2 separate regions of the Homo sapiens genome follow, and region 1 is linked to region 2. A link is a contact called in ENCODE Hi-C data. All regions are on one chromosome and are shown on one strand. The core of a region is the stretch at or near the end of the contact, and the rest is flanking DNA. Distances in the headings are between cores, read along the strand shown.

Region 1 (5,188 bases), core at 1,237-3,736, 1.1 Mb before region 2:
ATCAGGCATTGGCTCTCTCCGAATGAGGATGTCTGGCTCACAATCCTCTACCACCCGGGGACTTGGCACGGGGTCGATTTGGTGACAAAATGCAGTCTTCTCCCCAAGTGATGAGAGCTGGCTTTGATGCCCATTGAAGGGGCTTTTCAGAAATGTTCCTGCCACACACAGAGGTGGGGAGAACAGGCTTCCGAAACAGAGAAGGCTCCCATCTGGGTGCACAGAACTCTCCTGATGAGCCTGAGGGTTGTGTGGGCTGAATCTGGCCATGACAGTTAACAGCTGATGGAGAAGCTTCAGGAAGTTTTAAGTAACACAAGTGCCCAGGAGAAGGAAGAGGCACTGCAAAGCCAGTGTAGACACAAACAGCCAGCCCTATGCCCATGAGCCCGAGCATAGGCCTATGAGCACTTCTTCATTGAAATAAAACCTTTTCAGAATTGATTGTTACAGCGATTACATCATTCTTGACTCCCTATTTCTGAAGGGAAATTAATTTCCTTTTGTGCATTGATGCAGTGGGTAGGAGAGCAAAAATGACATGATCTGTGTTAATGCAGGTCTTGGCATAAGCTGTGCCATTTTCCAAGCATTGTTCCAGAAGCCATGGAGTGGAGGCTATCCAAAGACGCCCTGCCCTGGACTCAAAAAGTCATCAGCAACCACAGGTTGTGCCACAGAGAGGAATGGAACTGCCTCCCTGGTCTCTCCCAGAGTCCTGACCTGTCAGTTTTGGTCCCAGGAAGTCGTTCATCCTCAGGGCAGTGATTCTGCAGGGAAGCAGCCCCCATCCTGTTTATGCATGAAGTATTTCACTAGTTAAGTCAGAAAGGATGCAGGTATAAGCTGATCCCAGGCAGGGAAATAAAACATGACTTCAAGTCCTTTTTTTTTTGGCTTATAGGTAGACCTTGTTGTATTGCGTCTTGCTTTATTGCAGTGCACAGATATTGCATCTTTCACAAAGTGAATGTTTGCTGCCACCCTCCCTTGACCAAGTCTAATGGCACCATTTTCCCAACAGCATGTGCTCATTTTGTGTATCCATGTCAGCATTTTTTGCAATACAGTATTTTAAAGTTAAGGTATGTACATTTTTTTTTACACATCATGCTATTGAATACTTAAAACATACAGTATAGTGTAAACAATCTTCACATGTGCTGGGAAAGCAAAAATTTGTGACTCGCTTGATAGTGATATTCACTTTATTGCAGAGGTCTGGAACCAAACCGGCAATATTGGTAAAGTATAGCTATACTTGCTTTTGCCAAAGTCTTGTTTTCCTGTATTATTTCCAGAAGACTCACAGAGCAGTATCACCAAGAGTTTAGTGGAAATGGATTAGTGTGGTGGATGCCGGGGCAACCCACACAAAGGGGCTGAGGGCCTGCTCCCATCCACCCCATGCCCCAGAAGCCTCCCCCGGGGCCTCTGCATTCAGAGGCACTGAGCACTCAGCACCAGGGCTTGGCCCACCCTGCTGAGAGGGGGCTGGGAAGGCAGGCACTGCCCACAGTGCTTTTTATCCAATGCCAGGAACAGGAGCGAAGTGATTACATTGGGTTTTGTTTTCCACTTTATTCAGGCTCTAAAAATGTTGGGCAGGAGCCCTTTCTGAAAGCTTTTGATCAATTCCCAGGGGCAGTGATTCTCAAGTTTTGCATGAATCTGGGATATTTGCTTAAAAGATAGCTAACAGTATTTACTACATGCCATGCACAGTTCTAAGAGCTTCATCTAAATTATTGCTTCAAAAATTGGTAATGGTCTCTGAGAGGACTCTGAGGCCCCATAGCCAAGAGGTGCCAGGGCTGGGACAGATGCTTTGCTCTCAGTCACCTCTCAGGGCCCAGGAGGTCAAGGAAGGCTTGTGTGGGGACCAGTAATAGCTTGTTTAGCAGGTGCTTCACTTTCAGAAGCACTGCTCTTGTCTGCAGGGACTTCTTTGGTCCCAGCATCAGCCACACTCTGCCATGCAGTTTCAGTAAGGGGTAGGGCTTCTGCTTGGGGAAACCTTAGGGAGGAAAAGAGCTCAGGCAGGATGTCAGTATTTGGTCCTGACACTGTAGAGGGGACAGAAACCTTGATGATAGCTACACTCTTAAACAGCATGGGCACCGTTATCATTCAGCTGTGCAAGGCCACACAATATTAGCCCCACCTGGCCTGGGATTGCAAGGTTAATATTACATCATTAGGTCAAGGAAATAGATTCTTCTGTCCAGTGAGGAGGCTACTTTAGGGCAGCAGGGTCCGATGGCCACAGGAGACATTCCACAGAAGGGAGGGGCACGACTTTGCTATGCTTTATGCACGCAGGTGGCTCTTCTTATAACACCCTCATTATGTGTTTTCAGAAACAAACAAAACTCTCCCTTTCTGAGACTCACTGTGGGAACTCTGAGAACTTTTGGCAGGGGGTTGGTGCCTCTCTTTCTTGCTCAGGCCCTTTGTGTGGGCTCTGTTTTGCATGCAGTGCTGTTCCCATGGGGACTGAAGCCTCCAGAATCTCCCCACACTCACTGTTCCCGCAACTGGCTAGCAAACCTCCCCTGGGGGAGTACAGGGTCCTTGAGGAGACGGCATAGGTCTGCTCTGATTGTGGTGGGGATTGGGGGCTCCTTTTAATAGTTTAGTCCCCAAGTCTTACAATGGCTGCTAGAGTAGCCATCACCCCCATTGCTCACCCTATTAGACAGAAATTGGTAGTAACATTTGAAATGTTACAGCCAAGGGAAGATCTGCATTGTGTGATTAAGTACAGAGAACCCTGCAGCCCGCCAGCTGAGCAGAATGACACGATCATTTCATTTCCCAGCATCACAGTGGGAATGATGATGCTCTGATTTAAGGTTCAGTGTCCACTCTTCTCCCTTCCAGAGAACATGTCAGGTCAGCAGCGAGACTGCAAGCCTACCAGGCAGGAATCACTGGCCTTGAGCGTCATCCAAACACCCTTGGCATGCCTGTTATGGAACGTGGAGCCATCCATGCTGGTCCAAGTCTGAAGAGCTCTGAAACCAAGCTCTTTCATTCTCCTATAGGGCTGTAGGCTGCCCCCAGTCAGGTGTAGATTTGAGGACCCCGTGTTTCCCGAATGAAGGAAGGAACCATCTTCAGGTGTTGCAACTGGAAGCTTGGTGAACAGGCACTGATCATCTGCAGGGGGATTTATATCAATGCTTAAAGACAGGTCCCTATGTACACACAGGGCTACAGTGGCTGTGATGACACCCCCAAGGGGTTCACCTTCTTTATTTGACAAATACAGAAACAAAGCCCAGAGCTGGCTTCATCTAAATGTTCCCATTCCTGCTTTGCTCCTGGAAAGTTTCCGAGCTGCCCTTGCAGTGAGGCAGTGCCAAAACCAGGGCTCACCCCAGGTCCCGAGTCCCCACTCCGGGCTCCTGTTAGGCCATGCTGCCTGCCCCACTACTCGGCTTTACACCATGGAGCTCGCAGGGTGGTGAATGCTACAGGAGACACTGTGTGTCTTTTTTGTTGTTGTTGTTGAGATGGTGTCTCGTACTGTTGCCCATGCTGGAGTGCAAAGGCACGATCTCGGCTCGCTGCAATTTCTGCCTCCTGGGTTGGTGCGATTCTCCTGCCTCAGTCTCCTTACTAGCTGGGATTACAGGCACATACCACCATGCCCGGCTAACTTGTTTTTGTATTTTTAGTAGATACAGGGTTTCACTATGTTGGCCAGACTGGTCTTGAACTCCTGACCTCATGATCCGCTTGCCTTGGCCTCCCAAAGTGCTGAGATTACAGGCCTGAGCCACCGCACCCAGCTGACACTGTGTGTCTTTAACCCAACAGCAGCACTCCTTAGGAAACTTGGAGGAAAATGTCACGTCACCCTCAGGAGCACCAGAGGGTTGTGCAGTGGCATGAAGGTCCCTGGTACACAGCAGGGCCACAGGGGAAGTGGAGGAGTCACTGTGAGCTGCCAAGACCCGCACTTTGCTGCTGTCTTCCCTCTCATGCGTATCCCACCTGTGTGGATGTGGGTCCCGTGCACGCCTCTGTGAAATGCCCGCCTCACCTGGAGGACTGCAGTGCGAAGGCACCATGCAGATGTCCCTCAGCCTGCCTCCAGCAACTGGAAGGCAAGGCACCATGCTTCTTCTTTTATGGATGAGGACGGCGAGGCTCGGACAGGGAAGTAACCAGCTCACGTTCACAGGAACAGACAATGTTGGGAGTAAGATTTGAGGCCGCACTGTGTAGCTCTAGGTTTTATTCTCCTTCCCCATCTTGCCTTTCCTTATTATTTCCAAGGAGGGTAACTGTATTCTGATGCTTGCTTAGAATAAGCCAAGCAAACAGGAAAGAGCAGAGAGAACCTGCTACTCCTGGAGGTCTGGCCCAGGGAGGCTGTCAGGACATGAGACAGGGCTCTGCAGGGCTGTGAGGCTGAACCCTGGGGCCAGGGTACCTTCTGTGCTCCCCACAGACCTTCACAGAGCTTCTCGAGCTCCAGAGCTTTCCTCTGAGCCCATGTCTAGGAAGGGACCCTCCTATCAGCTCCCAAATTCTTTTAAAAATGTTTATTTATTTATTTAGAGATGGAGTTTCGCTCTTGTTGCTGAGGCTGGAGTGCAATGGCACGAGCTCGGCTCACTGCAACCTCCACCTCCAGGTTCAAGCAATTCTCCTGCCTCAACCTCCCAAGTAGCTGGGATTACAGGCACCCGCCACCATGCCCAGCTAATTTTTTTTTTTTTTTTTTTTTTTTTTTTGTATTTTTAGTAGAGACGGGGTTTCTCCATGTTGGCCAGGCTGGTCTTGAACTCCTGACCTCAGGTGATCCAAACGCCTTGGCCTCCCAAAGTATGAGATTACAGGCGTGAGCCACCGCGCCCGGCCTCAGCTCCCTTATCTCCCTTTGCTCTCTTCCTGCCTGCTCCAGTGGGCTCTTCTCAGGTCTTGAATTAGGCACTTTCCTGGTGCCTGTGGAAAAGTAGCCCCTTGGAGCCTGAAATGTTCTCTCCCCGTTCCTCTCTCCCCCTGGCCCCCGTCTCCCAGCTAGTTTCTAGCACTTTATTTCCAGATTCAGAAGCCACTTCCTCACAGTGGCAGCCTTTCTGGAGTACCATATTTACATCCCAGTGTCCTTGGAGATAACAGGATCCTATCCCCAGGAGGCGCCCACGGAGGATGAGGCCACCTCTAATCCCAT
Region 2 (5,740 bases), core at 229-2,728:
ACTGTTACTTGTAGGATCTGGGCAAGTCACTCCACGATAAATGAGTCTGATGTTTAAAAAAAAAACTTTCAGTGCAGAGTCGGGCCTTGGCCTTAGCCTTCAACATCCATCCTCCAAAAGCCCGGGCGCCTGGGACGGGTGTCTGCACCGCGGGCGCCGGCCAGGACCATGGGCCCCGCCCCCGCCCCCGCGGCCTCCCCGCGCACTCACCCCTGGATGCCCGGGCTGTACGCGCGGCTCTTCCACGGGGTGCCGGGCCGCGGCGCCTGGGCCCCGGGGCCGCCCCCTCCGCTGAGAGCGGCCGCGCGGCTGCCGGACAGCAGGTAGTTGAGGCCGTAGGTGCTGGCCTTGTTCTCGCGTTTCCGGCGACCCGGGTGGAACTGGTGCTGCGACGGGGAGCCGGCGGGCGCGGGGCCGCGCGGCCCGGGGTGCCCGTTGGCTGTGCCAGGGGCGCTGGGCGCGCCGTCGGCGAAGTTGAAGAAGGCGCCGCCGCGGCCGCCGCCCGGCCGGCCCAGCGAGGCGCTGCTGGAGGACGACGACGAGCAGCCGGGGCTCTCGGTGCCCGACTCCGCGTTGGACGAGGAGGACGACGACGAGGACGACAGCGACGGCGACTTGTGCAAGCGCCGCGCGCCCTCGGCCGCGGGCCCCAGCGCCGTCAGCAGCGCGGGGGGCAGCGCGGCGGGCGCGGTGGGGCCGGGCGGCGGGGGCGACGCGGCGGGCAGCGCGGGGCCCAGGCCGCCACTGCCCCGCCCGGCCGCCCCCGCCGCGGCCGCCGTGTCCAGCGCCGGCGAGTTGAGGCAGAAATAGGACGCGAAGCCCGAGCCGCCGCGGCCCACGCCCTGCGAGGTCTCCCAGATCTGCATCCACAGGGCATTGGCCGGCCCCTTCTGCTCGGGCTGGATCCAGGCCACGCGCGGATCCATCCACGCGCCGCCCCCGCGGGGCCCGCGCGCCCGCCCGCCCCGACGCGGCCCCGCCCCCGCCGCGCCCCGAGGCCCGGCCGCGCGCGCACGGACGGACGGACGGGCCTGGGCCGGTGGCGGCGGCGGCGGCGGCGGCGGCGGGCGGGCCGAGCCCCGGCCTCCTGCTCTAGCCGCGCTCCCGTCGGGCTCCGGCGTGGGGCGGCGGCGGCGGTGATGGGCCCCGGCAGGCCGCGGCGGGCGGCTCCGGCGCTTGGCGCGTCCCAGCGGGCGGCTGCGGTCTCCGGGCTCCCGCTTCACGCGGCGCGGGGCGGGCGCGGGGGCCGCGGCGGCGGCGGCGTTCCACTCGGGCCGCGGGGAGAGGCCATCGGAGAAGGGCGGGCGGCGGGGCCGAGGGGGCGGGCCCAGGCGCCGAGCGGCTGAAGGACCCGCGGGAGGCGCCGCCGCCCGTGCGGCTAGCCCTCAGTCACGCTCGCGCCGCTGGCTCGGCGCTCCTGCGGCGGCGGCGGCGGCGGCGGTGAAAAGACACTCTCGGCGGCGACAGCGCGGGGGAAGGAGGGGGCCGCCGCCGCGTCCGCTCCAATGAGGGGCGGGGGAGGGGGCGGGGACGGGGGCGGCAGGAGGAAGCGCGGCCTCGGTCGCCGGGCCGTGTCGCCGGTGCGCACGCGCGACCGATTTCAAATCCTCACTAGACACTGCCGCCGTGGTTACCGCGCCTGCGCGTTGGGGCCCCGTCGGCCGCGGGCGGGGTGAGGACGGCGTCAGAAGCTACGCGACTGGGAGGGGCTGGAGGGAGAGGCGGTGGCGTTGAGCCATTACTGACTAGGCCGGCGTTGGGTGGAATAGGCAGCGGCTGGAAGGCCCGCACGCCGCCCTCGGCCCGCCGCGGCGCGCAGACCCCGGCGTGCAGACATGCGCGCTAGGGCCGGTGTCACCGGGCTGCCGCCTGAGCCGCGCTGCGCGTGCGCAGGGCAGCGTGGCCGTCACCGCCGCCGGTGGAAGTTTCCGAGCAGCCGGGCGGGGGCAGCGGACGCCACCGCAGGCGCTTCCCCCGCCGGCCGGCCCTCCCTCCTGACGTAAGGGCGGGCCCCGGTCGCAGATCCCGCCCCAGGTCTCTCATCCGAGGGTCCGTGCAGCAGGTCACGCTGCGCTCTCTGGGGTCCGCGCGTCGGCCCACGTGCTCCCTGCACCTCGCGGGGTGAGCGGCCAGCGTGCCGTGCCGGGTGGCTGGCTCCGCCGCTCCGGAGCCGGGAAGGACACGCGGCAGAGTCCTGCTCCCTAGCGGGTCTGCTTACAGGCGTTTGGTTTGCTTTTTAAAATGATTTTCTATGCGAAAAGTGAAGTGAAAACTTCCAAGTTAATTCCCTGGGCAAAATGGGCAGTGCTAGCCGAGGAACGGCTGGTGGGCGGCGCGTCCGGCCCCCGGCTTCGGTTTTTCCAGCTGCACCGAGCGGGCAGGAGTCAGTGGGAAACCGCCCGCCATCCACAGCCTGCCGTTTGCCATCCCGGTGTCCCGAGCGCGATGGAAGCCGGGTTGACAGTGGCACTGTTTGGAATACAGCGCCAACCACACATCCTGTGAGGTCCAAAGCAAACGCCAGTGTCGTTGATCATCGCGGTGCCCCGCGAGCCTGGGCGACGTGAGGCCCCGCGGCTGCCGCCCTGTCTTCAGGCGGAGTCCCCGCAAATGCACTCCCGGGCCAGGGCCCTGAAGCTGCCTTAGCCCAGTGGCGCCCGGGCTCCAAGCCTTTTAAGTAGAACGGGACCTGGCCTTCGTACAGGCGTGTTGTAAATGCTACCCCCTCGTCTCCAGCACAGATGAGTAGACATTACTAAGCACTTGACCCTTCAAACATCGCCCCAACAGGAAAGGTCCGTGTGTTGCATACAAAGGCTTTGGGGCAAGTGGTGGTGGTTAGTAATGAAAATGAATGTTTCAGACGTTTTCAAATACCTTCATATTGTACACGTGGAAATCATGACCAAGGATTAGAACGTGCATTCAGTAAACTACAGAAAATCACACACAAGTCAAACGGCCGTTATTCTGGAGCTGTTTGCTTCCAATGGCTCAGTCCAAAATCCTTGGTCATGCCTGGCTCCTCTCTCTGTCCACAATGAACACATCCTCTTGGCTCCACTGCCCGAAACAACCAGAACCCAACTGCTACCCCTCCTCCTCCCTCCACCCCTCTTTCCCCGCCACCCGTCCATTTTAAAGCAGTGCCTTCTAGCTGGTTTCCCACATTCTGCACAGCTGCTCGTGTGATCCTTTTTAAAAAACAAAAAAGATGTTACTATTTTAAAAATCATCTCATGCCACTCTTAGAATACTATGCAGCCGTAAAAAGGAATGAGATCATGACCTTTGTGGGGACATGAATGGAGGTGGAAGCCACTATCCTCAGCAAACTAACACAGGAACAGAAAACCAAACACCGCATGTTCTCAGTAATAAGGGGGAGCTGAGCAATGAGAATGCATCGACACAGGGAGGGGAACAACACACACCGGGACCTGTTGGGGGTTAGGGGAAGGGAGAGCATCAGGATAAATAGCTAATGCATGCAGGGCTTAATGCCTAGGTGATGGGTTCACAAGTGCAGCAAACCACCATGGCACACATTTACCTATGTAACAAACCTGCACGTCTTGCACGTGTATCCCAGAATTTAAAGTTGACATTTTAAAAAATTCAGTCCATGCCACTCCTCTGCTCAAAACCCTCCAGTGGCTTTCTCATTCAGCAAAATGGAACAACCTTGCTATGACCTGCAAGTCCCTTATCCCCTGGTCCTTCCCCTCTTCCCCTGCCCTCACCTCCCAGCGCTTTCCCTAGCCCAAACAATACCAGCCAGAAGCACCCCTGGCACACTCCTGCCTCAGGGCCTTTGCACTTGCTGTTCCATCTGCCTGACATGCGTTCCCTCCTCCCCATCTTAGTGAGGACGTCCAAGTGGCTCTTTAGTCTAAACTGCAAACATAACCCTCAGCATCCCGTTTCCCTTCCCCATTTGCTTTTTCTCCCTTAGTTTCCTGGAGCTGAGTAACAAAATGTCACAAACTGGGTGGCTTAAAACAACAAACGCATGCTCTCACAGTCCTAGAGGCTGAACGTCCAAAATCAAGTTGTCAGCAAGGCCGTGTATCCTCTGAAGGCTGTAAGGGAGTGTGCCCCATGCTCTCCTCTCAGCTTCTGGTGTTGCTGGCAAACCGTGGCATTCCTTGGCTTGTTGGTGCATCACCCCACTCTCTGACACGTCATCGCATGACGTTTCCCTGTGTCCTTGATTTGTGGATGCAGCGCTCCACTCTCTGTCATCATCATCGCATGGCATTTTCCCTGTGTCCATGTCTCTTCTCAGAAAGACACCAGTGGCATTGGATTAGGGCACCCTAGTGTCTTCCTCCTAACCTGATTACATCTGCAAAGAGTTTCCAAATAAGGTCATATTCGCAGGCACCCAGGGTTGGGACTTGATCATATCTTTTTGGGGGACACTATACCACGTCATATGTATTTTATCTCATTTATCATTTGTGTCCCCCGCCCCATTAGAATGCATGCTCCGTGAAGAGAGGATAGGAATGGCTTGTCCCTGCTGTGTATCAGCTCAAGGATTGTCTGACACATCAGTCCTTGGTGAACATTGGCAGAATGACTGGCAGCTGATTGATTGGCCCAGCGGGAATGGACACGGGCAGTTGCCCTTGTCCAGCTTCCAGGATCTGTTACACAGGTTGTCATTGTTTAGGTATTTTAAGTTTTTCTTGATTGCCTCATACTCTGTCTTTGCAGTTTGCCTCTAGCTAATCCTCGTTGATTTGATCCACCAGCCACCAAACAACATTTTGTAATTAAAACCAAGGTTTTGTTATTTATATATGATCATAAATATTTTTATGTAAATTAAAAGCAGTGTATATATATGTATATATACACATATACATATATATACATATGTGTATATATATGTATATGTGTAGAGAGAGAAAGAGAGAGAGAGTCTCACTCTGTCACCCGGGCTAGAGTGCAGTAACGCAATCCTGGCTCACTGCAACTTCCGCCTCCAGAGTTTAAGTGATTCTCATGCCTCAGCCTCCTGAGTAGCTGGGGTTACAGGTGTGTGCCACCGCATCCGGCTAATGTTTGTATTTTTAGTAGAGATGGGGTTTCACTGTGTTGGCCAGGCTAGCCTTGAACCCCTGACCTCCAGTGATCCACCCACCTCAGCCTCCCAAAGTGCTGGGATTACAGGCATGAGCCACCGTGCCCGGCTGCAGTGTATTTCTTAATGCAATCAAGAAACAATACTGAATGTAAAATGCAGTTTTTGAGACGCTGGGCAAGGGAGATCTTTCTCTTTATCAATTTCTACAGATAAGTGCAGCCCATTCCCGTTTTGGGCTGAAACCCTCTCCTCTCTCTCTTCGGATATTGGAGGAGGAATAATATTAGAGATTACACCATGATTTTAGTGATTTGTTCCCATGAAAAAAATGGTTTACAAAGTGTATTCCATGGACTACCCATGCCAGAATTAGCAATGCTGGTCAAAATGCAGATACCTAGAGCTCACCCAATTTACTGAAACTCTCTAGGAGCAAGCCCAGGAATCTCTATTTTAAGTAAATTTTCTGAGTAATTCTAAAACACAGTGAACTCTGAAAACCTCTACCTAAAACAGGGTTCCCAAATTCAATTGCTCACAGGTGCCAAATAACTGAAAGTGTGTAGGTATTAGCTACTGCTGGGTAAGAAGCCACCCCAAGCTTAGTGGCTTAAAATAAGTGTTTGGTATTGCTCACAAGTCTAC

Evidence for each region. A loop is a pair of places that touch in the nucleus more often than their neighbours do. Pooled maps may share reads with other maps.
Region 1: a pooled map shows a loop between it and region 2 (6-fold over the local background). The contact joins the enhancer-like site here to the promoter of TENT4A in region 2. A Hi-C loop is called at or near these places in 2 of 50 pooled maps.

The regions. Positions count from the first base shown.
Region 1 is chr5:7,791,778-7,796,965 of GRCh38, reverse strand. The region is part of intron 20 of ADCY2 (adenylate cyclase 2); the gene reads right to left. Among named protein-coding and RNA genes, the nearest start is that of CFAP90, 57 kb to the left of the region's middle. RefSeq lists enhancers at 2,178-2,277, 2,528-2,687. Within about 2 kb of position 2,486, at least 2 of the 41 ENCODE cell types and tissues checked have a DNase peak (open chromatin) inside an H3K27ac peak, as active enhancers do.
Region 2 is chr5:6,709,170-6,714,909 of GRCh38, reverse strand. TENT4A (terminal nucleotidyltransferase 4A) reads right to left here and starts at 1,478. Exons shown (of 13, transcript NM_006999.6): 1 at 211-1,478. The coding sequence starts at 926. RefSeq lists silencers at 110-499, 870-939, 1,240-1,609, 1,720-2,159 and an enhancer at 2,330-2,389.